Regions from separate parts of the Homo sapiens genome. Here region 1 is linked to region 2. Evidence: chromatin loops called from intact Hi-C (ENCODE). Cell type or tissue: endothelial cell of umbilical vein. All regions are shown on one strand. Links, peaks and the distances in the headings refer to the core of each region. The heading gives the core; the rest is flanking DNA. Region 1 holds the start of LOC124900310 (small nucleolar RNA SNORA1). Region 2 has its middle 36 kb from the start of NAV2.

Region 1 (16,061 bases), core at 5,233-13,232, 81 kb before region 2:
TGCCTCCCAGTTAGGCTACTTGGGGGTCAGGGACCCACTTGAGGAGGCAGTCTGTCTGTTCTCAGATCTCCAGCTGCGTGCTGTGGGAACCACTACTCTCTTCAAAGCTGTCAGTCGGGGACATTTAAGTCTGCAGAGGTTTCTGCTGCCTTTTGTTTGGCTATGCCCTGCCCCCAGAGGTGGAGTCTACAGAGGCAGGCAGGCCTCCTTGAGCTGAGGTGGGCTCCACCCAGTTCGAGCTTCACGGCCGCTTTGTTTACCTACTCAAGCCTCAGCAATGGTGGACACCCCTCCCCCAGCCTTGCTGCCGCCTTGCAGTTTGATCTCAGATTGCTGTGCTAGCAATGAGCAAGGCTCTGTGGGCATAGGACCCTCCGAGCCAGGTGCAGGATATAATTTCTTGGTGTGCCGTTTGCTAAGACCATTGGAAAAGCACAGTATTAGGGTGGGAGTGACCCAGTTTTCCAGGTGCTGCCTGTCACCCCTTTCTTTGACTAGGAAAGGGAATTCCCTGACCCCTTGCACATCCCGGGTGAGGCGATGCCTTGCCCTGCTTCAGCTCACGCTCAGTGAGCTGCCCCACTGTCCTGTACCCAGTGTCTGACACTCCTCAGTGAGATGAACCTGGTACTTCAGTTGGAAACGCAGAAATCACCCATCTTCTGCGTCGCTCATGCTAGGAACTGTAGACTGGAGCTGTTCCTATTCAGCCACCTTGGCTCCCAGCTCCACATTTTTCTCTAAAAGATTGAGAGTTCATTTTATCAGGGCTTTTTGGTCCTCATAGAAAACTCTTATGGTCTGGGTTGAAAGCATCTGACTTCAAGGGTTAATTCATGGCTGATGAACATTTTCTTTGGGTACCCAATCCCAAGAGCTCTTCTGAAAGTAAGCAATGGAGCTACAAAGACATTTCCAGACCAAAGTCACAATGAGACTGACTGCACACAGAAAATATGTTAATTAGGATAACACAAGCTTCTATAACAAGAAGGTACCACAATGTATAAAGGCACCAACACAATAGAAATTTAGTTCTCATCCACATTTTAGTCCAAGGCTAACATTTCTAGCCAGTGGATAGCTCTTCTCCACCCAATGATTCAGGAATCCAGCCTTGAGGCCATAAAAAATTAAATGTGATATGCAAATAGAGTGCCATTGGGTCTAGTACCTGGTCAACCATGAGGGCTGTCACCATCTTTGTCTGCAAATCTCTTGCCCTTAGATCAGTGTCTAGCATGTAATAGGTGCTCAGTAAATGTTTGTGAAAGAAATGAATGAATGATTATCCTACTAGTTCTATTCCTTTCTTCCCTGACTTGGGTCACCTGACAGAAAAGCCAAATTCCTGGTCAACTATTTCGGGCCAGTTCAAAGGTACATCTGTTGACCCCAGAGTCCACTGGTTAGTCAAATGTTCCTCCTCCTGCTCCCACAAAATCCTGAATTAGTTACTCATCCATTTTACAAATTGATTTCATTACAGAGAAATTTAAAATTATATAAATTTGGGAGTATCCAAAACAATCTGGTGTATGGATATTTTACCCAAGGATCTCTGATTAGAGTTTCCCTTAGAGGGCATCTAGGCCCATAGCTGCAAAAATGACCCAGCTTGTGAGCCAACCCACTTGACAGTGGCTTCCTGAAGATGAATTCTGACGGCAAGCATGCTGTGATTGATTAGTAATGTCTGCCATAGGCAGAGAAAAGGAAGATGATAAACAAAGTCCTGTGTAACCTGCTAGACCCTATCAAGTCTAAGATCCTCATATTTATAGGGCTGAGGTTCAAACAGAAGAAGTGGTACACAACTACCATTGGAGACATAGGTTGGAGGGCCTAGAAGATCACTGGAGGCAGAATGAAAAAGGATAGAAAATGGTGGAAGACCTGCTGGAAAATTCTCTTAGAAATAAAGAATTTAAGAGAGCTAACTGCTAGGAACAAGCCAACAATGGTAGCTATCTCTAAGAAAAAAGAAAGGAGTCAGAGCATGGGGTGTGATGTGGTTTGGAATCTTGCTGGGCTTGGTCAGCCTCATTTGTGCCAGGTTAGAGGGGGAAAAAGAAGCCTGCTGTCCTTGCCCATGTTTCTTTCTGCATATCATAAGGTAGTTTCATGAACTCAATGGGCAATTGGTAGATGGCTGGGGTTCTCCTAGGCCTCTGGGATGCCTCCCATGGAGATCTGGGCACAGAGGGCACCGTCCAGCCCCTGAGCACCATGACTCACCATACCTGGTCCTTCCTCTGTGCCTCCTCTGTGCTGGTTCCTGGGTGTCCAGAGACATTGAATCACGGCCCTCAACCCAGGTGAGCTCACAGTCTAGAGGGAGACAGAGAAGTCCTGTATTTCTTGGATCCTAAGATGATATGGTTACAAAACAGTTTATCAATTTAATGACAGAATTTCAGGAAGACAAAAAAACAAACAAAAAACCAACCAACCAATCAAACGAACAAACAAAAAAAACCTCCCAGCTTAACCAGAGGCAGATTGTAGGAGCTATCCTGACTTTACCAAAGGAAAAATGGGACCACCTGCATGATTTTTAATCAAGGAAATAAATTCAATCAGTGGTTACAATTCGGAGTGATCTGTGCTGTGATGTGGAGAGTGCTGGGGAAGGTGTGGTTGATTCTGCCTTGGAAGGGAGGTCAGGAAGGTCAGGGCCCTGGAAAAAGGACATTTGAGGAGGAGTACGCCAGGCTGACAAAGCGGGAAAGGGATTCCCAGCAGTGGGAATGGCATGGTCAAAGGAACAGGGCATATCCATATCCACAATAGCAAGAGCATGTGTAGGTGAGCCTGGATAGACAGCATGCAAATGGTGAAGGGCCTCTATGTATCTAGAGCAGCAGGTGGGAAGTGAGGCTCCAGCCAAGAGAGAGCCACAGCCCCTTTCAGAATGGGGGCCTAGAAGCCGATCAGCCATCACAGCTCCATCTCCTTCAGCTGCTCCCAGCGTGGGAGCACAGATGCTTGGTAACCAAGGGATGGTCTATTTAAAGCCACCTGTAAGTTGGTTCCAGAAGGCACACTGTAGGGTAGAGAAGGAGAGAGGGAAGGGGAATGTCAGGAGGAAGAAGCATCCAAGAGGGCACAGGAGGCGGGATTCCAGCCTAGGCTCAGCCCTGAGCTCACCGTGGGGCCTGGGGCAAGTTCCTGCCTCTCTCTGTGCCTCAACTTCCTCAGTCTTGTGTAGTGGTGAATTGTGTAGGCTCAGGAACCAGCTGTGTGGGTCCCAGGCTAGGCTTCCTCGCTTGTGATCTGCGAGCATTGGTCAAATTACTTAACCACTGTGCCGACGTTTTCTCCTCTGTAAAACTGAGATAATAATAGTACCTAGCTTTTAGAGCTGCTGCGAGGATTAGATGAGGTAATGCATGTAAAGCATTTATAACGGTTCCTGGCACACACTAAACACTCAAAATCAGCTATTTTTAAAATTATGATACGATGATGGTGTTGGACTAGCTTAGGGGGTTTTAAACCTTAAACCTTGGAATCTTTCTCCTAACAGATTTGGAACTTCAGTGGGTGAAAAAGGTCACATTGAGCTCTTCTGGCTGGAAGGTGGAGACCCTGAGCCTTGCCACTTTAGCATCCCCCTTACCCAGGACTGCCTCCCAGCTCCCCGCACCCCAGGCACCTCTGCAGAACCTTTAAGCTCCAGGAAACCCAGATTAAAAGCAATTGTCCCAGAGGATCTCTGAGGTCCTTTTCGGTTGCTCCTTTTAATCCAATTCTTGCTTCAGAAGCTTGAGTTTATATCTGGAAAAGCTGTCTTTTACAGCTCAAAATCCATTTTCCAAAAGCATCAACTGAGCCAGGCCCTGGGGGACAGTGTGGTAAAGGCAAACCAGGGCAGATATGGAGAAGTGAGGAAGGTATTTGAGCAACAATCCTGACTGCAAAAGCTCACAAACAACCAAATACCACCATTATGGTTTTTTCTTTAAGTCAATACATTTTTATTTAAGGAATTTTACATGTTGTCATTCGTTCCACTGCCCATCAGGGTCATCTTAGTTCCTCCAAATCTTGAGTCAAGATTTATCTTCAAGATAGGCCTTTCTAGAGATTCATGCTGAATCCACAGTCCTTCTGTCCATCTTAGTTGGGCTTCTTTTGTCTCCACTTCAATACAGACATACTGATGAAATACTTTAAAAACTTCCTATACAGAATCTTTAGGGTCTAATTCTTCAAATAATTCACTTTAGGGCCCTAGCAGTTGAATTGTAGAAAGCATATTGTTATTTTGGCTAATGAGCAAAAATGCATTATTCTTTAATATTTTTCTAATGTTGAGGTTGTGTTGCATCCCATTTTCACTCGTGACCTTAGCAGAAATGTTACAGGTCTCATTGTCACCACTGCGATGTGTTTGCTGTGAATGGAAACATAGCTTGTTTCTCAATGCAGCCCCATTAACAATCTCTGGATCGCATGATCAACAGTGCCTATTCTCTTTGAGAATGGGGCATCACCTTCACAGTTCTTAGGATAAGCTATGCATATGTGACTGCCTTCATTTGTCACGGTCCAGGATAGTTTCTCATTCTTTTTTGTCTAGATGGTCAGGCACTGTCATTGCCCTTTGTGCAGTGTGCCATGGTTGTCTCTTCTCTACTTAGGAACAGTCTTATTTCCTCACCTCTAACCTGAGAATAGCAGATGACCAACAAATCAATATTGGATCTATCAAAGGGATCTGAATATGGGCACCTCTATGTGAACTGCTTCAAGCTGGATTCAGTGATGTCCCAAACAGATGTAGATCCTGACCATGCGGATGTTATTGTCTAGGGGGAAAGATCAATTAGTGTAAGTGTGATAGGGATCAGGACTTGAAAGATAAAATTCCACGGTCCAGAACAACCATTGTGGGACCCTATAACCCACAAAAAGTAGGGGTTTGCCTTCAGTATCTGCTAGGGCTTAGCCTTGGGAGGACCTTGAGAAACTTTATCTTGAGGTCCTGAAATGGAAGATCTCTTTGCTTCCTGGGACCCCAAGACCCACAGCAGAGTTCTGCCTGGCTTTTCAGCATATACAGATGGCTGGCTGCTTGTTGTGGACGCTGTCATAATTGCACATGCACTTTAGACATTGGCCATTCAGCTTCCAAGGCAGGCTATGGAGGCCACAATGAGCAAAAGCTAAGGAGACAAGCCCCATCTACAGTTAAGTCCTGACCCCTATCACACTTATTGATCTTCCCTCCCAGAATAACATCTGCATGGCCAGCATCCACGTACGTTTGGATCATCATTGAATCTAGCTTGAAGCAGGCCACATAGAGGCACCCATATTCATCCCTTTGATTGATTCAATATTGATTTGTTGCTCATTCAGCGCCTATCTTCATTGACTATCCTCTGCTTGTCCTTCATCTGCATCTTCCTCTGGTCACATACCAGCTGCTTCAGCCACCTTGGGCTTGTTACTGTTGTTTAAGCACTCCCACCGCTTAATGATCAGGTTCTCTCTGCCTGGAATACCCTTTCCTGCATCACTGCCTTCTTTCCACACCTACTAATCTACTCAATCCTCAAAACAATTCCAAATGCCACCTCTTCTAGGAAGCCTTCCTAGATCACCTCAGAATTTTTTATTCCTCCATTTCCTGTCCTCCCATAGATCAGTATGTGACATTCCACTTGAATTTGAATTATATTTTTGTCATTGCCCCCACTATGTTATAAAGCTTGATGTGGGCAAAGATTTTTATCTTACTGGTCTTCATAGTTGAATGTTTGGGGGAAGTCCATGAACTTGGGCTTTTTAATTCCTAGGTCTCTCTGGGTAAGCAAACTTAGACAAGTTATCTAATATGTCTGAGTTTCCCTATTCCCACCTGTAAAATAGGGATTTTTAAAAACTTGTGATAACAAGTTTATTGTTAGCATTAACTAAGATGACTTGTATGAAGTAACAATGAAAATAAAATAATAGTAATGAGAGCTGATATTGACTAAGTGCTCATTTAGGCACTGCTCTAAGCTTTTTACAAGTAGTTCATTTAAAACATTTTTAAAAATGTTGAAATAATGATAGATTTGCAGGAAGTTGCAAAGATGGTACTGAGAGATCCCATGTAAAGATAGAACTGAGAGGTCCCTTTCACCTGGTTTTCTCCAATGTTTACACATTATGTAATTATAGTACAGTTTCAGAACCAGGCAATTGACTGTGTGAGTATTGTTCTGTGTCCTTTTCTCACTTGTGTAAAATTGTGAGAATCTTACACAATCACCACCGCAATCAAGATACAGAACTCTCCCCTGTCCACAAAGATCTCCCTTGTGCAGCCCCTTCAGAGTCATACCCACCCCTCTCCCTTCCGCCACCCCCAGCCCCTGGCAACCAACCATTAGTATGTTTTCTATCTGCAAAATGTTGTCATTTCAACAATGTTATCTAAGTAGAATGGCAAAGTATGTGACCTTTTAAGCTTGGCTTTTGTTTTTTTCCCACTCAGCATAATGTCTTTGAGATCCATTCAGGTTGTCTGTCTATAGTTCATTCCTCTGTTCCTGGTGAGTTCTGTTCCATGGATATGCCACCAATATACCACTGATACACACCGATATACCACTGATACATGACTGACTGACAGACCATGGTTTAACCAGGAAAAGTATCTGGGTTGTTTCCAGTTTTTGGCTTTGACGTATAAAGCAGCTATAAATATTTGTGTATAGATTTTTATTTCAAATATAAGTCTTCATCTCACAGGGATAAATGCTTGGGGGTGCCATTGTTGAGTTACATGGTTAGTATATGTTTAGTGTTTTAGGAAGGAAGTCAAACTCTTTCCGAGAGTGGCTGTACCATTTTACATTCCCACCAGCAATGTGTGAGTGATTCAGTGTCTCTACATCTTTGCTGGAATTTGGTGTTGCCACTATTTTAATTTTATCTGCTCTAAAAGGTATGTAGTGACACCTTTCATGGTCTGACTTTCCATCTCCCTAATAGCTGGTGATGTTGAACATTTTTTCACTGCTTATTTGCCATCTGTATATTCTTTTCAGTAAACTGTCTCTACATGTCATTTACCCATCTTCTGGTTGGATTGTTTGTTTTTTAATGTGGAGTTTTGAGTATTCTTTATATATGCTAGATATGGGTCCTTTGCCAGCTATGGGATTTGCACAATTAGCTCAGTTAATCCTCACGACAACTCATGAAGAAGATACTAGGATTATCCCAATTTAATAGATGAGGAAGTTAGGGCACTGAGAGGTTAGCACTCTGTGTGGCACACAGCAGGTTTCCAGGGAAACATCACAGTGAATTTCATGCAGATGGAGCTCAGACCAAAGGTACAGTAGCTCTAGGTACCTTGGTTGCATGGTGGGGCTGTTGGAGATAAGGAAGAGGAGCTGAAAGTGAAGGCCAGCAATGAGTAGAGGGACTTCGTACCAGGTCATCGGCCCATTTACCAGGTTGAGGAGTTGAGGCTCAAGCACTAGAACAGATTTCTATCTGTCTGTGTCATTAAGTTTCTGTAAGTTTCACTAAGTCTTTGAAAATTGTGTCTCTTTTCAACCGCATCCTACCTTTCTCCTGTGCTGCAAGGTTTGATGGTAGCTGGCTGGTTTCTACTTCGGGGACTTTTTTTTTTTTTTTTAAAGAAGGGATTTCTCCTGTGTCTTCTGTATCCAGGGCACATAGAAGCAGGCTGCTGCTGCTGCTGCTGTCATGGAAAGCACAGTAACGAGTCAGGATATGAGTTGTCGGTCCCAACATGGTAGTGAATAGTGCAGGAATTGAGTGCAAATAATTTCCCTGGGCTTTCCATCTCCATATCTGTAAAATGGGAGTGACCACAGTAGCTGGCTGGCAGAGTGATTGTATAGATTAAATAGAGAGGAGAGGTGGAGAACAGGGGCATTGGTAACACTCATGGGTTCAGAGTGGAACTCTTTCCTTTCTAGCTATGTAAACCTGAGCAGCGTGCTTAACTTTGCTAAGCCTCAGTTTTCTTATCTGAAAAATGGGGACAATCACAGTTCCTACTTTGTGGACTTGGTGTGAGGATTAAATGAGATATTGCACATAAAGCACTTGCAAAGATCCTCTCTCAAGATGAACGTGATTAGTAATAACTAACATCTATCAAGCACTTACTTTGTGTCAGAATCTGCTTAAGTTCATCAAAATTAAGATTAGACACCAAGACAAGGACTTAGGTGCAAGTTTATATGGGAGGGGATCCCAGGAAGCGATGTGAGAGAACAGGGAAGTGAGATGGGGAGGAGTCATTTTGGTGGGCAATGGGGGCTCAGTCCCACTGGACATCCTCTTAGAGACTGAGAAACACACCTCAGAATCTCCACTGCTGTGTTTATCCACCATCTTCCAGTCCTTATTGGTGGAGGGTCACTCCTGGGGCATTCATTCCACCACACCTTTGACCTGCCCTGTCCTTGGGCTAAGCATGTAACCATGACCAGGGAGCATCCTCAGGAGAAAGACTCAGGAAGGCATTGGCACATACAAGGAACTGAACTATCTGTATGGGGCTTTGAGATTGGCTGAGGGGAAATTGATGAATGCTAGCAGTGTCTGCTACACCACTTTAAGCACTTTATAATATTAACTCATTTACTTCATGCAACAACACTATGAAATGTTCTATTATTATCCCCATTTTATAGATGAGGAAACTGAGACACAGAGGGGTTTTACAACTTGATCAAGGTTCTCCAGTCAGTCTGATTTCAGAGCCTGCATTCTTTTTTTATTTTTATTTTTTGAGACAGGATCTCACTCTGTTGCCCAGGCTGGAGTGCAATGGCACGATCATGACTCACTGTAGCCTCAACCACCCAAGCTCAAGTGATTCTCCCACCTCAGAGCCTCCCGAGTAGCTGGGACCACAGACACACCACCATGAAGGCTAATTAAAAAAAAAAAATTTTTTTTTTAGTGATGGGGTCTCACTATGTTGCCCAGGCTGGTCTCAAACATCTGGACTTAAGCAGTCCCCCTGCCTTGGTCTCCCAAAGTGCTGGGATTACAGGCATAAGCCACCATGCCTGGCCAGAGCCTGCATTCTTTCGAGAAGTTTTGACCATAATTCTCAGTAAAAAATGTATTTTATATCACAATTCCGCTCCCAAACACACTTACACTAAATAAATAAAAGATTCCTAAAACAATACTCATCTGTACCACGTGCAGTGCACTCTGAAATTTTCTGTTTTTTTTATTAATCACGTTATTTTAAAAATGGTATTAGTCACCCACTAAATTGTTTTCATAACCCAGTAATGGGCTGCAACCCACGGTTTTGGAAAAGACAGTGCTCTAAAATTCTATTTTATAGGACAATGTTGATGTCATAAGGCTGGCATGGGGAATGATATGGGGTAGGTGCCCAGGGAAGGCTGGTTTCCTTGTGTGCCCTTTCTGGCAAACCAGAGCCTATGAGCTGCTACCTTCTAGGCTTGCATACAGAGGCCTGGCTGAACCTAGCACATTTCTTAAATCCTAGACTTGCCCTAGTGGAATCTGCTCAGCCTCCTCCCTGGGGATGGGCACCATCTTGGGCTGTGACCTTCAATTCACCGGCTCCCCAGAAGCCAGCTCCTCCTTGGGAGGTGAGGTTATACCCTGTCCCCACAACGTTGTCATTTCCTTCCCCTGAGTCTCTCTGTGTGAGGATTGTTCCCCTAATCAGGATGGAGACGCAGTTCATTACAAGCTGGTGAGGCAACGGCTCTGTGCTCCAGGCCCGAGACAGGCTGTCTGGGAGCTTGGCCAGCCTCCCACTGCCCCGGACACCAGGGCAGTGGCCTCAGAGCAGAACCAGCTCGCTGGGTTTGTCTGCCCCCTTCCCAAGGGACACAGGCAGACAGACACTGTTTGCTGAGACTTCCACAGCTTTCATTATTACAAAACCTCTGCCATGCTCAGACAATGAGTTTCAGCAAATGATGGCACTACTTCCGAGAGCATCTGTAGAGCACCTAGAATAACAACTGGACTTTATTGAGTGTTTACCATGCACCAAGCCCTGGGCTAAACACTTCATCTGCAGGCTGTTCGTCTTTACGGCAAACCCAGTAGGTAGGTATAACTATCCCCACTCTGCAGATGCAGAAACGGAGGCACAGAATGTTTTGGTAGCTAAACAAGCTCACCAGGAGGCTAGAAGGTGGCCACACCTAGCTGGCCCCCCTGACTCCACCAACTGCCTCCCTTTGCTGTATTGCATGCAAGAATGTGACTCCAAGTTTTTCCTTCCTTCTGGATCCAACTCTGGCTTCACTCTGCTCAGCAACCAGGTGAGTTTCCATAGGTGACTTTGTCTCTCTGAGCCAAGTTTCCTTATCTGTAAAACAGGGCCTAGTGGTACTTCCTTCCTCAGGCTGTTAGGAAGAGTAAATGAAATAATGTATATAAATGCATCTCCCAGAGCTCCTAACACATAAGAAGTGCTCAATAAATCTATTTATGAAAGAGTTGATTCAGCTGTTTTCCTACTGACTTGACAGTATCCCACAGCCATTTCCCAGAGGCATGATGTCACCATCCAGAGGATAATAGCAGCCAATCTAGAAACCTCCATGTGTTCCTGGGCTTCTCATATTTATGCCTTGTCTTGCCTCGCTGCCCCATCTTACTACTGACTTCCCTGGGGCAGAAATCTCCAATATGACTAATATCTCTTGGAGGGCTATGAAGAAGCCATTTATTTCCTCCAACAACAGTCCCTTCCACCCAGGATGAGGAGAATAGCCATGTGGTGGCTGCAGAGCCTGGTGCAGAAATTCTCATTAGCTGCAGTTTAATTACTGCCTGCCGTATAGGTTTTTAATAACAGTAAGTCCCAATTAGTTGCTTGTTACTTCAGAAATAATTACTGATAGTGGACCTTTGTCTCTGTTTTAATTCCAGCTTCATGCCCAAGCTGCGGAAGTCTAAACAAGTGGGCATTTTTAGCTGAAGGAGGTGGGGAGGATCGGGGATGCGTGAGGAATGTCTGCACAGAACTGCGAGTTTCACTGGGGTGCGTGTGTTTGTCTGAGATGAGTGGAGGAATGGCCGTGGCCATTTCTCACCTCTGTAAAGAAAATCCTGGGCCCCTGTCTTGAGCTAAGGACAGGGATGGGGCCCTGCTCTCAAGGGCAGGTGGGTCTGGGACATAGCATTCTCTGCACAGAGAGACCACGGGGCAGCTGGCCTCCAGTTATGACCCATGCCAATGGCATGCCCTTCTGCTGCCCTGGGGGGCCAGGCCCCAGCCACTGACCAGCTCAGAGGCAGATGCCGCCGCCCCCTGACAGTGACAGGCACAGCCAGATGGAAGAGCGGCTTTTGGGAGCAGGGAGAGGGGAGGGAGTGTGCCGTCTCTTCTGCAAGGGCAGTGCCCCAGCCTCAGCCACACTTCTGATCTGCAGTCCAACAGACCTTTCTAGCATGCCAAAGAGAACCTGGGGGTGCCAGGGGGTCCTCAGAGCTCACACTGCACTTGTGGCACCCACAGCGAGTAGCCATCCGTGAGCCGAGGAAACTGTACACAGGTAAGACGGTCACTGTGCTTTGTTTGAAGTAAGGTAGTTTCCTAGCTTCAGGGAATTCTTTTTCAGTCTGACCTGCTTTTATGCTGCTTTGTCTTTTTAACTTTTATCCTATTGTACCTGGGAAGCTATTGTAGTGCTGATGAGTTATTGTCTGCTGAAGTTATGTAGTGATCAGAGCTAACATGTGCTGGGCATGCCAGACCCTCTTCTAGGTGATGTATATGTATTTATTCATTTAACCTCAGACAATGCTCTGAGGTTAATATAATTATTACTATCAGCCCTCATTTGCAGATGAGGAAATGGAAGCACACAGAAAGATTAAGGAATTTGCCCGAGGTCACCCAGCCCATATGTGGCAGAGCTAGGGAGATTCTCTCCCAGGGAGTTTGACTCCACCACCAAGCTTTTGACCAGTAGGTTATCCGGCCTCTTATGGGAAGGACTTGACCCATTAGAGAATGGGATGCTTCACAATGCAAATATCCCCCGTGATTTTTCTTTAGTTGGCTCTGCATAATACGTTCTTTTATGGCCTGTGTGTGTGTGTGTGCATTTGGTGATCCTTGTGTTGATTTTTGGTTCCAACTGTGTTCTCTGAAAGCTTCCCCCCATTTGAAATGTCTGGGTCCAGTCAAATGCCTCTGTTCTTAGTGTTTGTGCAGTTTCCATGATGGATGAAATGGCAGGGGCACTTCTGAGCCCAGCCTAGGACTGTGGCCCAGGCCACCCACGTTTGGAGGTGACAAAGCCCTCTGTGCCATCATGCTGGCCAGCGTTGGTCCTTTTCAATGTGTCCTCATGCCCAACTTGTCTTTCTCTCTTTCCTCATGCCCAACTTGTCAAGGGAAGATGTCACACTGCTGAGCCAGTAATTTGCTTTTTTTCTCACCATGTTCTTTGGTTTCTTTCCCCCTGAGAATCCTTTCCAGTGGAATTGCAAATGGTTTGGCTGGAAAAACCTGCTGAAAATCCATCCTTTTTCATGTTTTCCTTCTTACCTCCTGTTCATTTCATCCATCCGGCCAACCTGCGAGGTTGTCTTATTGTTAATAATCTGGGCTACTCTGTGTTTGGAGGTTCATTTGGAAAATTGTGTCCAGCAGGCAGAAATGCTCCACTTCATCTCAGACACAAAGGCGTTCTTTGAAGGTACAAAGGGTTTAGTATTAAATAAGTAAGCAAACAAGCCTGGCCTTTGAGGAGAGAAGTGTGGAAGGGGTAGGGAGAAAACGAAAACTGCCTCATCAAACTGTACCTTGGTTTATTTAGACAAGGGGAGCTTATTTGTGTTTATTTTATGCTCACATCCTAAGGTTTCAAGGAATGCTTCTGTAATCTACTCCAGAGGCATCAGGGCTCTTGCCAGAATCCCTTGATGGCCAATCTTTTTGAAGTGTCAGGTGAAATGTGGGTGAAGGGGCTATTCTGTTTGAGAAACAGCATGAGGGAGGGCTGATCCATTTTTCTAGTTACTGGGAACGTTTCCCTTCACTACGAGGGCTGATGCTCTTCTCCTGGCAGTATCTGCCCAGAAAAATCTCAAGCCTCAATGGGTATATCTCTTCCTTTTCTCTCTCTCCAAACTGAATTGCATCCGTGTCTTAGTTTGGATCCTCCAACACAGACTGTGAAGTAAGTATTTCAGTACAAGTAGTTTATTTGGGAAGTGATTCCAGGAAGCACTGTGAGGGAGTGGGGAGTGAGACAGCGAGGAGAAAGCCAATAAAAGGTGTGCTAATGGGTGGGTTACTATAATGGGCAGCTGGGCTCAATCCCACAGGGGCCCTCTGAAGGACTATGTTGGACCTACCTCAGAATTGTCCCATGGAGGAACAAAGAAGCTGGGGTGTTTATGCACCAACTCATCTGCCTCATTGGGTGTGGTTTTCTCCTGGGATATGAGAACCCCAGCACTTCTGGCCTGCCCTGTTTGATGCACAAGAATCTCTCAGAGACAGGATGTCCCTAGGTGAGGGACATGCCTACTGTCTGTGAATGACCTCCAGGCTAAGCCAAGGGAACATGACAGGTTGTCAACAGCATCTGCTAAAGCAACCAACTGCTCTAACATTGTGTGCACTGGATAAAATTATAACAGTTGCCAATATTTACCTATAACCTCTAGCCAGTTACATGTGTATTAATCTTACTGATCCCCCAAAACTTTTGAGGAGGGGCTGCTGTCATCATCTACAGTACAGCATTGTGGCTAAGAACATGGACTCTGGAGCCAGAATAACTGGGTTCAAATCTCACCTCTTCTGCTGGGTAGTTGTGTGATTTGGGCGGGTTTCTTAGCTTCCTTGAGCCTCAATTTCTATAGCTGCGAAATGGGGATAACAATAGTAACTACTTTGTAGTATTGTTTTTGAAGATCAAATAAGTTAATACACATAAAAGCAATTATAATAGTAGGCATATACTAGGTGTTCAATAAACACTAGCTGGTGTTATCCTACAGATGAAGAAATTGAAGCTCAAGGAGGTTCTTAGCTGAAGGTTTTATAGCCAGCAAATGGTAGAGGCAAGATCTTAACTCAGGCTTTCTGCAGCAGCATCACTTTTTCTACTATACCATGTGACTTTGTAATCATTAATACATGAGAAAGCACTTTCTAAACTGTAAAGTGCTCCACAGAAGCTTTGTTTATATACTATTTCTCCTCCTTGGAACAGCAGATACAGTCTTGTTCTCTCAAGAGCTTCAGCCTGGTCTTTGAATTCTGCTATCTGTCATCTCTGTACACCTGGCACTGGGCACAGTGTCTGGATGGGTGTCAGCTAGGTGGATGAGTTACCCAAAGCCTAGGACTGGCCCAGTGATCCCTTCCTTCAGAGCTCCTGCCTGCAAACTTCTGCTCAAAGTCAGGCCCTATCTCTATCACATACCCCAATTGCTGCTGCTTCCTCCTCCCTACTGCCCCTACACCCTACTTGGAACATCCTCCCTTTTCCACCCTGCCTTCTGCCTGGTCCAGTGATCATCTCCCACACCCCACTTCTACAATTTCTCCTTCCCTTGCCTCCGCAGTGGCCCTCCGGCCTCCCCTCCTGGACTCAGAGCAGCCCTCTACTTGGTCCTTTTTGGATGGTGCTCTTGGGTATGTGTGTCAGTCTGGGCTTCCTACCCTGACCATAAGTTTCTTGTGGGCATAACTGAGTGGCATTTTTTCCTTTATTCATTTATTTATCCATTGTGGTCCCAGACATGGTACCCCATCTGGTAATGGGGAAATGGGAACAGGCAGAACAAGATTGATTCTTGGTTGAAGAGCTCAGTTTGGGGGAAAACTGGCATGCAAACATTGCTATCGGTGACAGTGAATCTTGGTGGGGACACAGAGCTGAGGTGCCCAGAGACTAGGATCTTCTCTCTCCATGCGATGGGGTCAGAGATGAAGTGACACTAAAGCTCAGTTGTTAGCTTAGGGATGATTTGGTTGCAAGGAAAATAAACTTGCTCAAGCCAGGTTATGGAAAAGTGGGAGTGGGAATCTTTTAGAAACAAAGAGCAGGAACTTCTCCTCTAGGAACTAGAAAATCATCAGGGCATATGATGTCTGTCCTGCTCCTCTCTGCATGGCTTCCTTTCTGCACACAATCCTACACTGCCCAGCTCTGAGCCTAGATGACCTGCCCCACCAGGGCCCCATGGTCCTGTTGTCCCAGTTTCGAGTCCCTGTGACACTCTGATTGGCCCAGCTTGGGCTAAGTGTTCATCCCCAGTCCAATCAGCTTTGGCCAGGAAATCGGGGACATCAAGTATGAAAAGGATGCACAATCCCCCAGTAGGGGTGGGAGGCAAGGAGTGCATCTCTACAAGTCTTTTTTTTTTTTTTTTTTTTTTGAGATGGAGTCTCGCTCTGTTGCCCAGGCTGGAATGCAGCGGCGTGACCTCAGCTCACCACAACCTCCGCCTCCCGAGTTCAGGCTATTTTCCTGCCTCAGCCTCCCGAGTAGCTGAGACTGCAGGTGCACACCACCATGCCCGGCTAATTTTTGTATTTTTAGTAGAGATGGGGTTTCACTATGTTGGCCAGGCTGGTCTTGAGCTCCTGACCTCATGATCTTCCTGCTTCGGCCTCCCAAAGTGCTGGGATGACAGGCATGAGCTACCGCACCCAGCCACTTCTCTGCAAGTCTTGAAGGGAGAGTATATTAGTTTCCTGGGGCTGCCATAACAAGTTACCACAAACTTGGTGACTTAAGACAACAGAAATTTATTCTCTCACAGTTCTGGAGGTCAGAAATATAAAAATCAAGGCGTGGGCAGAGCCATGCTTTCTTGGCAGACTCTAGAGGAAAGTCCTTCCTTGCCTCTTCCAGCTCTGGTGGCTCCAGGCGTCTCGTGGCTGTGACAGCATCACTCCAATCTCTGCCTCTGTTTTCGCCTGGCCCCCTCCTCTGTATCTTCTCCCCTTCTCTTCTCTTCTGAGGACATTTGTTATTGGATTTAGGGGCCACCCTAATCTAGGATAATCTCATCTATACCATTAACTTTATACCTGC
Region 2 (16,061 bases), core at 3,699-11,698:
AGTTTTATTGAGCTATTCCTCAGTGCCAGAAGCTACACTGGGCCTTTCTGTATGAAAGGCCATTTAATTGCACAAGCTATCTGCAAGATGGGCTTCACTGCCCACTCCCCACAGGCTCCAGCCATGTTGGACACCTACATGCACTGTCACTCCAGTGTTCTCATCTACTCCATTTCATCTCACTGAATACTTTCCCATTCCAAAGCCTCAGATGGCCTTTCTCATTCCTTCCTTTCCTTCTTCACTGAGTCACTAAAAGTGGCTCTACCATGTACCTGCTATATGGGGTTGGGCAAGTGACTTACCCTCTCTGTGCTCAATTTTAACATCACTGAAGTGTGGATGACAATAGCACCTCTCTCATGGTCTGGGGATGATTAAATGAGTTGGGATGTGTAAAGCACAGTGCCTTGTGCACAGTATGCTCTGTTTAAGTGCTAACTGTATGGATTACCTACCAAAGGTTAGGCATTGGGTACCATGGAGCTCACAGCTCCCTCTCCTTCCACCGCCAGTGAGATCCTGCTTGCAATGAAGCTCAGCACTAGTGAGCCTTTGAGCCAGAAGCACCTGGCTGAGTGGTTTGAGCTTGGTAAGAGGGTCCTATCCAGTACCCTATCCAGTTCCCTTTCCTCTTAGTAAATTCCAAGTGCCTTTCAGTGCCCTTTTAAGGACAAGTGCCAATGAGTGAGACCCATTTGCCCATGGTGACCCATGGTGAGATGGGGCTCCTTCCTCCCTTGTCCTGGGTGATGCCCAGTGGGTCAGATTTTAAATCCCACTTGGGATCTAGATCTCAAGATTTTCTAAAATGTGAATATAATCATATGCCCTGCATACACACATCAACATACTCAGGAAAAAGCCCTAATGCTTTCAGTTTGCCACAAAGTCCCATGCGATCCAGCTCCTGCCTTCACTAACTCATGGACTCCGGCCTCTCCTTGTCATGCCCACCCTGCAAGCTATGATCCAGCCTCTCTGAGCCTCAGTCCCTCACATATGCCACGCACACTGTGTTGCCTCTACTAGCACACGCTGTTGCCTCTGCCTAGAACCTGCATACTCCTTGCCACTCACAGCAGTGACTCCCACCCATCCATGACATCTCTGCGTAGGCCTCAGATCCTTTAGCAAGACTTCCTTGATTCCCGGAGTCTGGGTTTGCTGCCTGCTCACCTAACTCTGATCTCCCCGGGCCATCACAGCCTTGTTGGATTTCCTAGGAACTCCACAAGGAAAAGGCCAAGCCACTCCTCCTCACTGCTGCATCTCCGGGGACTCCCGCTGAGTTTACAAACAGTACAGGCTCAACAGATACTTGCCAAGTGAAGTGTCTACCCTTGCAGTGCTCAGGGAACCCCGCGGAGAGGGGACAGTGCATGTTCTTTGGTCACATTCCAAGGAAAAGGCTGCAGCCACCCTGTGGCTCCTCATCTGAGGCTGCTGAGGGTGTCTGAAGTCCTCAGAGGACAGGCCAGGAGAAGAGGACTGCTGACCAAGCATCTCTCTGACTCACTGAGCAGAGGAGGGAGGAGGCGGGTGCTAATTGCTTGGTCCCTCCACACCCAAAGGAAGGCCCAGGCTTTGAAGCGGCAGCTGGGTCACATAGAAGGCAGAAGCAGCCAATTAGGTGATGCTGCAGCTTGCGGGCACCTCTGAGCCCACAGGAAATTATTAATAAAGACATAACAACCACGCAGCCCTTTGTGTGGATAAATAATGACACCCTGTCTTCCCCAGTGGCCTAGTCTAAGCACTCTGCAGCCACAATCTAGTTCATCCGGCCCCTTGGAATGCCAGCGCAGCTAAGGGAGGAGCTCCTTGGGTCCACCCAGCTCCCCAGCCCCTCTCCTCAAAGCCCCCGCTATGCCAAGAGTCTGGAGACTCCATCTAGTCTAAGGATGGCAAATGGTTACACCTCCGGGGTGCATGCTAAGTGCACAGAGCAGGCTGGAGCTTGGGCTGACAGGCATTTTGAAGCTACATCTGAGCCTATCATAAAAGAAGATGGTGATCAATTAGCACTGGTTGCCATGTATCTCTGATCTAGTTCTTGAGATTTCCCTAGTTTTGTACTGTTTGCTCTTGTTCTTGTCTCACCAACTACTGGTTTGTGCTTTAAAAAACTTATGACATTTAGCAATCCCAAGCACACAAGCACACAGTATCCCTCCATAATTTATGGCGTGATTTCTTAGGTTATCGGCTTCTTTACACAGAGCTTCTTATTTCATGTAGTTTTTATGTCCTGTCCTTCAGCTAGGAATATGTCTTGTTGATGGTGACTCTGAAAACCCTACTGGCCCTTTGATCTCAGCTTGCTCTGTGGAGTCTCTCTGAGTGCTCCCTGCTCCCACCACAGGTTGGCATGATGTGCTCCCTCCCCTGTTTCTCGTGGTTCCTGTCTTTCTCCTGCATCCAGCGAAGCTCCTTGTTGTCAGACTGAACCCCACTTGTCCCCTTAGCTCCTCTGCCCCACCTGTTTCCTGCACAAGACTGAGTTTCAACAGTTTAGAGCAGGGGTTGGCAAATTGTTTCCATAAAGGGCAAGATCATAAATGTTTCAGGCTTTGCACGGCCGTGTACTGTCTCTGTTGCATATTCTTGTTTTTGCTTTATTTGTTTGCAACCCTTTAAAAATGTAAAAACCATTCTTAGCTCAGGGGCCAGACGAAAACAGGCCAAGGGCCAGATCTGACCCATGGGCTGTAATTTGCCACCTCCTGGTTTAGGTAAACAAACCTTTAGGAGCTCCTCCTGCATGCTTAGCACTGGTCTACATGTGGGGAATTCAAAGATGTGTAAAGCTTGATTCATGTCCGCAGAAAATGCCCTGTCTAGAGGGAGAGACATTCACAGACAGGCCATTACAATAGTGATGGGTGCCACCAAGCGCTGTGGGAATGTAGACTTCTTGGGGAAGATTTCCGAGTTGAGTAAGAATGAGAAATGAGAAGGAAGAAAGGAGGAATGAGATTAGGCTGAGGGAACAGCAAGCCAGGGGATGGAGCAGGGACCAGCACTACATCTCCTGGGAACTCTGAGTGGAGTTGCCGAGCATGCTTCCAGGCACATAGCAAAGTGCAGTGCACAGTCTCACCAAGTCCCCAGCCCAACACCAGGTCCTGAGTCCATGCTCAAGAAATATTTGGGATTTGTGTGGTTGTTTAACTTTTCTCCATTTTTTTATTCTTATAAAGTTGCAGAGCCTGAATGTGCATTCAACCCTTAGCAGTGAGGGAGATCTACATGGGTATCGCTGCTGGTCAAAGTGGCATTGTGATTCATTTTTCCTCAGCTTGGGTTCTATTCCTGGCTCTGCCACCAACTGACCTTGGTTGAGTAAGTTATTCTATTTCTCCAAGTGTTAATTTTCCACCCATAAAGGGGGTATCATGATAGGATCTTCCTCTTGGGGGTATCCTCAGGAGCCAGTGAGCCCCTGTAAATGCTCTGCAAATGGTGGCCAATGGGACTTCTTTCTCATCTGCTTGACCCAAGGGATGGAGGGCAGGAGGGATATGCTGAGGGTAATTGACACAGAACCAGCAGCAGAGAGAGGACATGGGGAAGGAGCCTAAGAGATGACGCAAGCTGGCACCTCCCACACCAACCAGCTCAGGCTCAGGATAGGCCCATGGGCAGGTTGAGTGCCCTCTGTGTCAGAAACAGTGGGAATCAGGGGTCAGGGAACCATGCAGCTACTAGCTAGCAGCTTATGGTACCTTCTAAGCCAGAGGATTTAGGTCTTAAGGAGGCAGGCAGAGGAACAGGGAAGAGTTCCCATGGGGCAGAATATAGATTTGTAAGTGTTTGTGTGTTTGTTTGCTCCTGGCCTCTCTTCAAAAGGAATTTGAGACAGGTTGTAACAAGTTACATGGATACAACATGGTTGATATAATAGAAAGGAAAAGAAATAGCCATTGCCCAAGAGCTATATTAAACATTGAATTTGGCTCTGAACCTCTGAGCAGCCTAGGCAAGGGAGGGAAAGAAAAGAGAAAAAGACTAATACTTAGCATATGCTGAGGACCATTACCATGGAAGGAATTTCCACACGCAACCCTGTAATGATACTTATTACTATCTCCATTTATAGAACCAGGATGCTAGAGATGCTACATTGAGTTTTATGAATATATTCAGATATGTCTGTGTTTTTTGAGCATCTGCTATATGCCAGGCACTGTGCTGGGTGCCTTATGCACAGAATTTTAATTCTTCTACCAATCTTAAGAAATAAATCCTATTATTATCATCATTTGACAGATGAGGAAACAAATGAAGAACAGAAAGGTGAAGTTATTTTCTTAAGGTCAAACAGCCAGCTTGTGCCCAAGCCAAAATTCAAACCCAGAGAAGTTTGATTCCAAACCTCTCCTCTCACCACCCTGTGAGCACAGCTTCTCTGATAACAAGTTTCCTTGGCACTATACTCTACAATAATTTTCTCAAATTGAGGTGTTAATTGGGGAGGAACAGAAGACATTAAGTGGCACATTAGTCAGTTTTATAAGAATCCTGGCAATGATTTTAAATAGAGGGCTGAAATTTTGTGTGCCTTGTCTTCTGGTTTTGTTTAAACACCACAAGCACCAAAGCTTGCAACTTTCTGCTCTCGGGGCCTGTTCCCTCCCTTCCATGATGGGTTAAATCTAGGCACAGTAGTGAATGTGAGCAACCAGGGCTCAGGGGCAGGGTCCCAGGATCCTTTCAGGCCAGGGTGAGCAAGCCCTATTAGAAACAACAGACCCAAGATGACTTGAATTTCCCACCTGCCCTTCCTTTTCCTGCCCCTTCTCCATGCTGTGTTTTTATGACACTTCAGTGTGCTGCTTCTTGGGGCCAGGCGCCTCCTCCAAGCTGAGCCAGCCTTTTATGGCCATGGAGCTAATTAAGTAACAGCAACTCAGGGGCGCTTGGAAAGCAGCGTGGGCCGTCGTCAGTCCTGGGCTGTGCAGCCAAGTGCCTCTGGCCTGGGTTGTGGAAGGAGCTTTTGGCTAAGCATCAGGCTATTCCTCTGCGCTCTCTCCTGCTGGCCCCAACTCACCTTCTCTGTTACCTCTGCATCAGGAACTCTTGAAGCCGCCGTCTCCCTGAGCTGCCTGGAAACTTCCCGAGACTGGCCTGAGAATAACTGTGCCCCAATTATTATTTTATTTCCACTCCAGGGTACTTATTTACACAAGAGGGACGGGAGGGCGCGCTCTCAAAAGGAGAGCAAGTCCTTCTGGGTGCCAGCCTTTGGGCCAGAGGGCCACTCTTGACAGGCAGGAATGACTGCAGCTCCCAAGTAGCAATTTTTTTTCAATGGAAGGTTATAAGCAACGAGCCCCAAAGGTCAAATTCCCCAAGGGAAAAAAGGGTATATGCCTCTGCTTTCTTCTCCCAGTTTTGCAGTGAGCAGTTTGTTCTCAAGTGTTGTCACGGGCCAGGCTTACCTCCTTCAAACAAAAGGTGGGGGCAAACCCAGAAAGGAATCTCAATGGCTATGTGTTAACAGCTTCAAGTTTCTGTGAGTGAGATCACCTAGAGAGCAGGTTTTCCTGAGCCTCAGGCTTCCTGGGCACTTCTCTGCCTGGAACATAAGGTTTTCCACCTCAGCCTCCACCCACAAGATACTTCCCTCCTTCAGACTTCATAACTTCTTTCCTGGCCTCTTGTTTGACCTCTGAAATGTACTCCCTGTCCACAGTAAGAGGCAGTAGCTATTAGGAGGGCAAAGGGCCACCTCCCTGGGTTCAAATCTAACACAGAATTTAGCTAAGCCTTGGTTTCCTCCTCTGCAAAATGGGGAAATAGTTGCACCACTTTATGGAGTTTGGGTGAGAATCAAAGTAGGAAATCCATGCAAAGAGCTCAGTAAGGTGCCTAGCAGAGATCAAGAGCCTGAGTGCTTCTAATCCGTCCCCCTCAGGACCTCCAGAGACCTCATGGCCACATCCTTCATGCACACCGCAGCTTCCTCCTCTTGCCTCAGCAGAGAGAAACCTCCAGGATCCTTAGCATGGTAAAAAAGGCCCTGTTCAACTTGGTCCCAACCTTTATTTCCATTCCATCTCTCATTCAACTCACCTCTCTAGCTCTCCCTGACTCTACGCCATGGATGTACACTTAAACTTTAATCATATGTTTCAAAAATGCCCTGGAGTCTTTGTAGGTATTATTCCTTTTTCCCAGTCTGCCCTCCCTCACTTATTTGATAAACTCCCAGTTATTTTTTAAGGCTTAACTTAAGGGCTCCCTTCTCAGAGAAGCCTTTCCTGCCCACCAGGACACATACACGCATGCTCACACACGCATGCATACACTCCCTGTAAAGAGTAGACACCCACTGCCTGTGTCCAACTATATGAGGCATCAGTCTGTAGTTGCTTTTCTGTCTCCTTCACTGTCTGTGAGCTCCTGGAGAGCAGGGAGCATGTCATATGCCTCCTGGCACAGGACATAGCAAATAGGTGTTCAATAAATACCTGTGGAATGAATGCTTGCATCACTGACTGAGAAATGTGTGGTAGGAAGCTTCCTTCTATGCGCCAATAAATCAGGGCTGCTTTGTACAGTGTGTGAGCTGTGGAGTGTACCAACCTGCATGGCCAGTCCCGGGGCCCAAATGTGTTTTAGCTCTACTCCCTCAACTGAGTTAGCCTCAGAGTTGCTCAAGTCCCCTCGAAACTAATTGATATTTGTACAGCAATTGGTAATTCACGAGTTTTCACAACAGTATAATTAATAATAATATCAATCGCAAGAATGTTAACATTTTCTGAGTGCTTACTCTGTACCATGCATTTGATGTATATTATTTCAATTAATCCTTACAACAACCCTAAGGGCAGATATGATTGTTATACCCATTTTACAGATGTGGGAGGCTCTGGCTGGGAGTGAGGAAGGTGACCTTCACACTAAGGCCCTTTGGTGCCAAGTCCTGTGCCCCTTCTACCCACCCTGAGAGCCTTGTTCTGGCACATCAGAAGGCATCAGTCTTCATTCCTCAGCTGTTTGATTTCTCTCATTTAGCTTCTTCCCTGTCCCTTCCTCCTCGATCCCCCTCCCTGCTCCAGTCTGGCCTCATAATAAGAATATTTTAGGTTGCAAGATCTCTTGGCTCCCACCACATATATTTGAAAAGGAGCATGCACTGCAGTGTGGAGATCTTGGGTTCATAACTGGCTCTCCCACCTTCCAGCTGTGTGTCTGTGAGCAAGAGTCTTAGTTCCTCTGTGCTTCCATATTCTCATTTGCAAAATGAAGATAATACTACCAATCCTAGTGATTCACTTTGAGTATTTACAACCTAGCACAATGCTTGGTGCATGGTAAATATTGAAGTCAGTGTTTCCCTCCTTACCTCTCCCTGAAAAAAAAAAAATTTTTAGAAAGCAATTTCTGTGGCATTACGCTCAAGGAAACCATAGCAACCAGTTTCCTGTAGCTTGGTTTCCGGCCTTCCCTAGCTGTACAATAGTGCTGGGACACAGCCTTTGTTATTCCGATACCCCAGGGAAGATGTGGACGTCATGCACTCTATGGGGTGGAGGCATCTGCTGGGTAGAATTGCCCAGTGTGCTGGTGGTGTCATTGCTGTTGGCACTTTGGCTCTCAGAGAACCAGGCTGTCCCAGGCCTGGGTTAGGCCACGAGGATGCTGTGGTTTCCCACTGGCGACTCAATTCATCTTCTAAGGGTTGCCTTATTGTGGGTCAGGCCAGAGCAGCTGGCCCTCTCTTTTTACGGGGATAAAAGTAGCATTTGGTTGGGTCTGGAGAGCTTCCTGACTCTCCTTAGATCGTTAAGACATTTCCTAGGATGTGACAGTCACAAGAGTACCATGTGATTGTGTGTGCATGTGTGAGTTTGTGGGCGCCTGTTAACCACACCAAGAGTGAAGGCACGGCCTCTCAAGGAAAGAATCAAGACTGCCAGCCACAGAAAAAGGCTATCAACTTGGCCTTGTGAAGTGGAGAACTCCTTGTCCCTACAGGCCTCTGGGGCAAGCTGCAGTCGGGTCCAGACCATGGTGATACTAACCCCAGCCTGTACTGCCACTTGGCACCCTGCACAAAGAGTCTCCCCATATGCCTGGCGTAATCCAACCTGGATTGCTGCAGTCTGGCTGCAGAGTGATTTCCAGGCAAGCCATTTGGGCAAGAGCAACTTGACTGCATCACGAAGCATGACTGAATTTTGGCCGAGCCCAGGGTGACAGCTTGCAGAGGTCCCTGGCTGCGGGAAGAAAGGCAGTGAGGTGGGCAAAGGCAGCACCTGGCCATGGTCTGGGTGCCTCCCAAGCCCAGTGTGTCCTACTCGGCTTGTGATCAGGGCTTGATAATCAATGCATCCCCTCATTTTACAGAGGAGGAGACTGAGGCCCAGAGAGGGTCGGGCCTTGCCCAAAGTCACACAGCTTGTCAGTCATAGACTTATTGCATTTTCAAGACAGAATGACTCCTAAAAATTATCTGTCCCAAACTCCTCAATTGATAAATGACAAAAATTAGGTTCAGGGAAGGAAAGGAGCATTTTCAGGGTTACAGAGAAGCAGAGAAGACTCACAGCCCTGACTGAGTGATTTTGTGATTGATCTACAGAGGCCAGCAAACTATGGCCCCCAGGCCAAATCAGCTGGCCACGTTTTTGTAAATACGGTTTTATTGGAACACAGTCATGACCATTCGTTTCTGTATTGTCCATGACTGCCTTCATGCTACAAGGGCAAGATTGAGTGGTTGCAACAAAGACCATATGGCCTGCAAAGCCTAAAATATTTACTATCTGGCCTTTTATAGAAAAAGTTTGCCAACCCCTGGTCTAACCCACTGAGGTTTTTCCAAACGCCTGGAAACTGCTGGCCACAATCCCAGTATCCTTCTCCTTTGAGGAGAAGAGAATCCATCCCTATTGTCAGGTTGGGGACTGGCCAGAGACCCCTCTCCAGAGGGAGAGGCTGCGCCGCAGGAATAGGAGCGAGGGGATGCTGACCAAGAAGAAAGCCTCCTTCAGAGGGGAGTTGAGTCCCAACTTGCACTTGGAGAGCGCCCAAGATAATAAGGATGATAAGAAGAAAACCAATTGCTAACTTTTGTGATTGTGTGCCAGGTTCTGTTCTAAGCTCCTTTTTTGTAGGATTGAACCTTCACAACAGCCTAGCACAATGGGTACAATTAGTATTCTCGTTTTGTACATGAGAAATGAAACGTAGAAAGATTAAATAACTTGCCTAGCCTAGTCAGTGGTGGGACCAGAATAGGAGTCCAGGCATGCTTACTCCGGAGCCCATGCCTGTCATCTCGCTGCAGGATCTGGATGAAATGGGTGTCTCACCTGCACTGGGAGGGGTCAAGAGCTTAACCCTGTAACTTTCCTCCTTTCTCTTTTCATCAACTGTTTAGTGACTGCCTGTTGTGCGCAAGTCACAGTAGAGCTGTGCTAGGCTCTGTGATGGGAGAGCAAGAAACATCACATATAGAACCCGCGTCTGAGGAGCCCGCAGATGGGAAGGCAGCAGCTGTGTGATCAATTGCTATCTAGGGTAGAAATTGGCAGTGTCGAAAGAGAAGCATGGGGAAAATGCCAGGTGAATCAAGGGGCATCATCTTCCGAGATACCACATAGCCATTCAAATGTTGAGCATCAGGGGCTCAAAATGCTAATGCCCGGATTGGCCAGGCAGCTGATGTGAACAGAGAAGCAGATCTTATTTGTGTAAGACAGCGAGGAGAGGTGGGGCCTGTGGAGAATGGATGAGTACATTCCCCAGTGCTAGGTGTTCAAATTCAGAATTTCCCACCACCTCCACGAGCTAAACCGACCTCTCTCAGGCCAGATCAGCTGTGGCATCTGTTATGTTGACTAATATTTATCAACATAGAAAGATTTCCTATGTTGTTAAATGTGAAAAGCAAATTACAAAGCGGTCAGATTAACATGTTTTGGGTTTTTAAAAATGTATATGTCTCCACACATAGAGCTATATGGAGAAAAGGCTGAGAGGAATTAGTCCAAAATTTTAACAAGATTTTGAGGCTGGCTGGGTGCAGCGGCTCACGCCTGTAATCCAAACACTTTGGGAGGCTGAGGCGGGTGGATCACCTGACGTCAGGAGTTCGAGAGCAGCCTGGCCAATATGGTGAAACCCTATCTCTACTAAAAATACAAAATTTATCTGGACGTGGTGGCACATGCCTGTAGTCTCAGCTACTCTGGAGGCTGAGGCAGGAGAATCACTTGAACCTGGGAGACGGAGGTTGCAGTGAACCGAGATTGTGCCACTGCACTCCAGCCTGGGCAACAGAACGAGACTCTGTCTCAAAAAAACACAAAAAGATTTGGGGGCTATTATTTTGCCCCTCTGTTTTTTCTTCATTTCCTTCCCCTTTGGTACAATAAACTCACAGTACCTGCCTCAGCTTTTGTTTCTGTTTTTGTTTAGAAGAGAGAGATGATTCTATATCCTTCCCCTCTCTACCCCACCATCTCTTGACTCATTCCTACTCTTCAAGATTCATCTCAAACATCACGTCCTTTAGGGAACCCTGGTTCCTAGGGTGGTTTGGGACACCCCGGCTGTGTTCTGTGCTCCCCACATCACAGCCCTTCCTTTTTGGCGGTTCTTGTTGTGACCTGTGTACTCCTGTACCTGGTACTGAAACAAACACTAGGTATGAGCTTCCTGAGGGCAGGGACTGTGTCTAAGCTATCTTTGGATTTCCAGTATCTAACATAGAACTTAACACATAATGTGTGCTCCTTAAATACCTGAGGAATGAGGGGCTGAATTTAGTGCTGAAGGCAAGAGGAAGGGCCCCTGGAGGGGAGCCCTACCTATTGGGCACAAGAGAGGCCAGGAGGGTTGGGGGCCAAGGCACCTGGAGTGAGGGGCAAAGACAGGACATCCTGGGCACAGTGGGCCATCCCATTTGGCTGGAGGGTGGGGTTCTTGAATGAGAATAGAGAGAAATCAGATTGGAAAAGAGGAGGGCTCCAGAAAGGGGGCTGGAACATCAGGCTTGGGGGTTTGGATGTTATTCCAGCACCCAGGACAAGCCTGCCTCCTCACAAAAGATAGCTCTGGCCCCAGCACATCATTCTTTTCATCCCCCACCCCCCTCTTTAGAGCGTTTTCCTGCCTTTTTGGCACCGAATGCAGTGCTGGCTTCTGTCCTGAGCAGCGTGATCTGCTGCCCATGAGTCAGGGGCTCGGCCATTCCTAAGTGACTAAGGCTGTCGCCTCCCGCCAGTTTCCCGTAACCGCCTGAGTAAAGACTCAGTCTGAATCACTGTTTATTGTTTTTAAGGGTTTTTTTCCCCTCCTCTCCAGTTTTTAAATATCAACCACCCAGCCAGGCCAGTAGGGCTGAATGAGTGCTGGGGAACTGTAGGACACACCCCTCACCCGCACACACAGGAGGGATGCGGAACCCCATTCTGCTTAGGGAAGCAAGGAGGCTGTGGCTATGGAGCCAGACAGACCTGCATTTGAATCCTGCCTCTACCCCTACCTGCTGTGCCCCTTTGGGAAAATCACTTCACCTATCTGAACCTTAGTTTCCTTATCTGCAAAATGGGGATAATAATGCCTATATAAGAGGGTTCCTGTGAGAATGAGAGCTAAAATTTATAAAGGAACTGGCATATGGCAAGCATTCCAGAAGTGGTAATTATTATAAAACACGGCTCTTCTGCTCAGGAATGAGCTCACGTGAGAGAACGGTAGGGGTCTCATGCCTTCTTTGCACCTGTCATTTCAGTAAAGCCAAACAATCAAGGGCTTCCAAAGCCCATGCTTTAGGAATTTATTTCAGACTACTGATGAATCACTTAGTTCTATTATGAATAGCCAACATTTTTGCAGCACTTAGCGGGTGCCAGGCACTGTTCTAAGCATTTTACATTAAGTAATTAATTTAATCATCACAAACCCCTTTGGGGTAGGTATTATCATTATCCCCACTTACAGATAGAGACAGAAACTGAGGTGCAGAATTTAACTAACTTACTAATGAGAGACAGAGCCAGGGGTTGAACTGAAATGATCTAGCTTCTGGGGACAAGGTCATGCCTGGCAGTGAGATTCTCTCAGGGACGTCCCCTGACCTGGCAGTCCTTCTTCATATGTTTTGTCCTAACTGGATCATTATCAAATAATGACAATGTGCCAGGCATTGAAGTATCATCAATTTTCAATTTAATTTCACCGCAGTTATAAAAGATAGATTTGCTTGTCCTTATTTTATATATAGGGAAGTTGAAGTTTTGAATGGTGAGGAAACACCCAAAGTCAGTTAGTGATAGAGTTAGCGTTTGAACCCAGGTCTCTCTGCAATTTGGGGGTAATTGCACCACTCTGTGTGAAATGGCTAGCTGAGTTGAGATCAGGTTTATCTTCTAGAAGCCTATCGATTTAATTATTTGGCATTAATGGCCCACTGGTCTGCCTAAGTCCCTCTAAAGAGGTGACCAGTCTGATGGGATTTAGCAATAGGTTTGCCCCTTGGGATGAGCCCTTGGTCCTCCACACCAATAGCCTGCAGTTCTGGGAGGATCTGGCCAGCCTTTGGCAAGTCTGGGATTGGAGTACAGGAAATCTCTCTATACAGAACATGTATTCAGTGTCCAGAAACTCTCACCAATGCATAGTAAGCATGTCCTCCAGACCAGGTAGCTAGGAAGCCACTGTGGGAATCCACTGAGACCTGTGGACACATCTGAATGGAATTCCTGTGGGATGTACGTGTCAGGTGTCTGGCAGCCTCAGGAGGCTGCGTGGTGGTTTCATATAGAAATTAGGACACCTCCACCTGAGAAAATACATCTAGCAGGGAATAGATAGATGTCCACAATATCAAGATAGCTTGTGTTAGTCACATGATCTGATCAAGCAGCTGAGAGAGAGCAAGCCACAGAGTGGACTTCACTCTGCAGGGTTCCAGGGCTGCCCACTACCACCAGAGCATCAGGCACAGCACCTGGACTCACTCCCCTAGACAGCACCTTACCCACATACAACATACTCACCCCATGGTACACCCTACACATTGCTCTGTTGACTTATGTAGATTGAGGAGTGGGAATCTGGAGAGGGAGGAAAGAAAGAAAGAAAGAAGGGGCTGGTGATAATACCATGCTAATAATAATTGCTTCCACATGCTTGGTATGTGCTAAGAACTGTGCTAAACTTTTTACACACATGCCTTATCTCATAATCCAATTGTTATCCTACTTAACAGATGAGGACACTGAGCCTTAGAGAAGTTCGTAAACTGCCCAGAAAGGAAATGTGTACTGTGGAAATGAGCACTGCGGTCAATGTGCCAAGCACATTGTGAAGTGCTTTATATACATAGCCCCATTAACCTCTGCGAGGACCTGGGAGGCTGGTATTGTGTCAGTCCATTTGTGTCGCTATAAAGAAATACCTGAGGCTGGGTAATTCATAAAGAAAAGAGGTTTAATTGGCTCATGATTCTGAAGGCTATACAAGCATGGCACCAGCATCTGCTTTTGGCGAGGGCCTCAGGAAGCTTACAATGATAGCAGAAGGGATGGGGGGCTACATATTACATGTGAGAGAGGGAGCATGACAGAGAGGGCAGAGATGCCACACACTCTTTTAAATAAGCAGATCTTGCATGAACTGAGTGAGAACACACTATCAGGAGTATGACGCTAAGCCGTTCATGAGGGATCTGCCCCCATGACCAAACACCTCCCACCAGGCCCCATCTCCAACACTCATTCCAATATGAGATTTGGAGAGGACAAACATCCAAAACATATCATATTCATTTTGCCCATTTTTCAGATGAAAACAGTGAGGTTCAGAGAAGTGAAGCATTTTCCAAGGTTGCAGAACTAGGATGAGGGAGGACTAGATTCAAACCTTTGTTAATCTGTGGATTGTCAACTGTGCCACCCTGGTTCTGGCTAGAAGTTAGAAGATCTGGGTTTCAGTGACTGCTTTGGTTCATATAGATAAAATGGGGGTATTTGTATTAAATGATCCTTAAATTTCCTTGTAGTGCTAATATTTTGTGTTTCTCTGAGGAAGGAAGAGTAGCCGGGAGTTTGGGAAGTCATCAGTGGCCTTCTTCTGGGACACATGTAAGCCTGTTTGAATGGGGAGGGCCAAGGAGAGAGAGTAGTTTTTCATTTCCTCTAAACGGAATGTCAGGGGTTGCGGGGTGTAACAGAAAGCCTCATGGCAGCAGCTTAGGAAGGCGGGGTCAGTGATGTGTTTTCTTAAAAGAGAAAAGGTTGAGTTGGGTCACCTTCTTTTTTAGCTGCTTGTGTCCTAGCAAGGACTGAATTTTTATGGGTCATAATTTGGTACAGATAAAAACATATTGTACTGAGCTCAGCCAAATCCCCTATGCTGGCATTACTGGTAGAGTTCTCAGCCAGCTGACTGGGCCCATCCAAGAGGCCTGTGGGGAGAAGAGTCAGGCAAGGCCTGGATGTTCTCTTGGAGCACCTTGGCAAGGATTTGGATAGCACTGTGGTCCCCACTGCCTGCCTCAGTAGAGCAGAGCTGTGCAGGGCATCCAGAAAGGCTGGGCTTCCAGTCGGGTCTGTGTGAGTTGGCTCTGCCCCTTTCTGGCTGAGTGACCAGGACATGAGCAAGTCATTCAGCCCCTGGGGTTGCAAACTTTACTCCACAAACCAGCACAAGGACAAGGCCACATTTCACCAACGCCCAGAGGAGGGAGAAAACTCAGGATATTAAATTGTATCTTCAACAATATAATTTTATTAAGTTTTAAAAAATGACCTTTATTCTGATTAAATTGTCTGCCACAATTGTTTGCATTAAAATATCTTTTCTTTTGCCAAAATGGGACGATAAGTTTAGATGTAGCATTTTTTAATTTTTAAAATTTCCTTACTAAGATAATTGAGGTGAACAATCCATGTACACTCCCCCAATTGTTTTAACTTGATTGCGAAATCCAAAAACTGGAAATCACTGATAGAGCTTCTCTGAAAATTAGTTTCTTCATCTGTGAAGTGGGGATAATTAGCTCCATTTTCTTCAAAGGGTATTGTGTTGGAAAAAATGAGGTAATATATAAAATGTCTGTTCCTGAACTCAATTTAAATAGAATTATACTTCCTTTTCATGCCAACTGTTATATCCTAGGTCTACATGCTGGACTTCAGCCCTTGTCACAATGTCCTCCCATCATTTCTGGGAGCTTTCCCAGGGTATTGACTCATGTGTCAATGCCCAGCAGGAGGTATCTGCCCTGCTGGCACAGTTGTCACCACTGGGGGCTGTCTCTGAGACCCCAGTGATGAAGGTGAAGCTCTTGATTTGATCTAAAGGTCATTCTTGGTGGCCCACAACTCTCAGAAGAGGGGCAGCTGCTCAGATATACCCCTTAGTCTGGAGCACCCAAGCACTACCTAAATGCTGATTATCACCAAACTTGGTGCTTTTTGAGCTGCTACTGCCTCCACCATGGTAAATAGTGGAGGCCAAGCTCCTCTCCAAGGGCACGGCCAAGGGCACTCACCCACTTCCAGATCACTCAAGGCCCCCCCACACTGCAAGCCCAGTGCCAACCCCACAGACACCAGAGTGAGGAATATATTTCTCCCTCATCCAGTCCTGAGTCTCATCATATTTCCAGCCCTTCCGGGATGATTGACTATGGGAATACCCATTCTCTTCAAGGGTAGAGTTCTTCTCACCCATCCTTCAAGAGTGCTCACATCCCTATGGGCTCAAGAGCCCTTGGTTGGCACATTGCCCAAAGTTGGGTCATTATAACCCATGGCCTCTCAGTACAGTGCCTGGCACATTGTAGGTGCTCAGTGAGTGCTGATTTCCCATCCAAGTCCCTCACTCCATAAAAGCACATGGTCAGGCAGGGCTAGGACCTGGAAATCCTTCCCTCATTCTAGCTGTAGTTAATATGGGTTTGGGGCAGGATGAGAGCAAGACCCAAATGCTGACATCAGTCCTGACCCTCAGAGGAGGCCCTACCATGATCCCACCCTGGGCCAGCCTCCAGCGAATCCCAGACCTTCCCTCAGAAGGCCCCACAGACTGCT

What was found. A loop is a pair of places that touch in the nucleus more often than their neighbours do. Peaks named below come from ENCODE experiments on the same cell type or tissue, not always from the same donor. Only the 100,000 strongest peaks of a DNase experiment are listed, where the experiment ranks them.
Region 1: a loop joins it to region 2, with 11 times the contacts of the local background. A loop is called at or near these places in 10 of 110 quality-filtered maps.

The regions. Positions count from the first base shown.
Region 1 is chr11:19,586,797-19,602,857 of GRCh38, forward strand. It overlaps LOC124900310 (small nucleolar RNA SNORA1), which reads right to left and starts at 4,495; the gene lies at 4,360-4,495. It also overlaps a transcript of NAV2 not described here. In endothelial cell of umbilical vein, for the core only: no CTCF peak of the experiment used is centred there; DNase peaks (open chromatin) are centred at 9,265, 9,705 and 10,565; H3K27ac peaks cover 3,251 bases.
Region 2 is chr11:19,669,116-19,685,176 of GRCh38, forward strand. It overlaps a transcript of NAV2 not described here. Among named protein-coding and RNA genes, the nearest start is that of NAV2, 36 kb to the right of the region's middle. RefSeq lists enhancers at 1,064-1,585, 8,854-9,023. In endothelial cell of umbilical vein, for the core only: no CTCF peak of the experiment used is centred there; DNase peaks (open chromatin) are centred at 7,476 and 11,226; H3K27ac peaks cover 3,183 bases.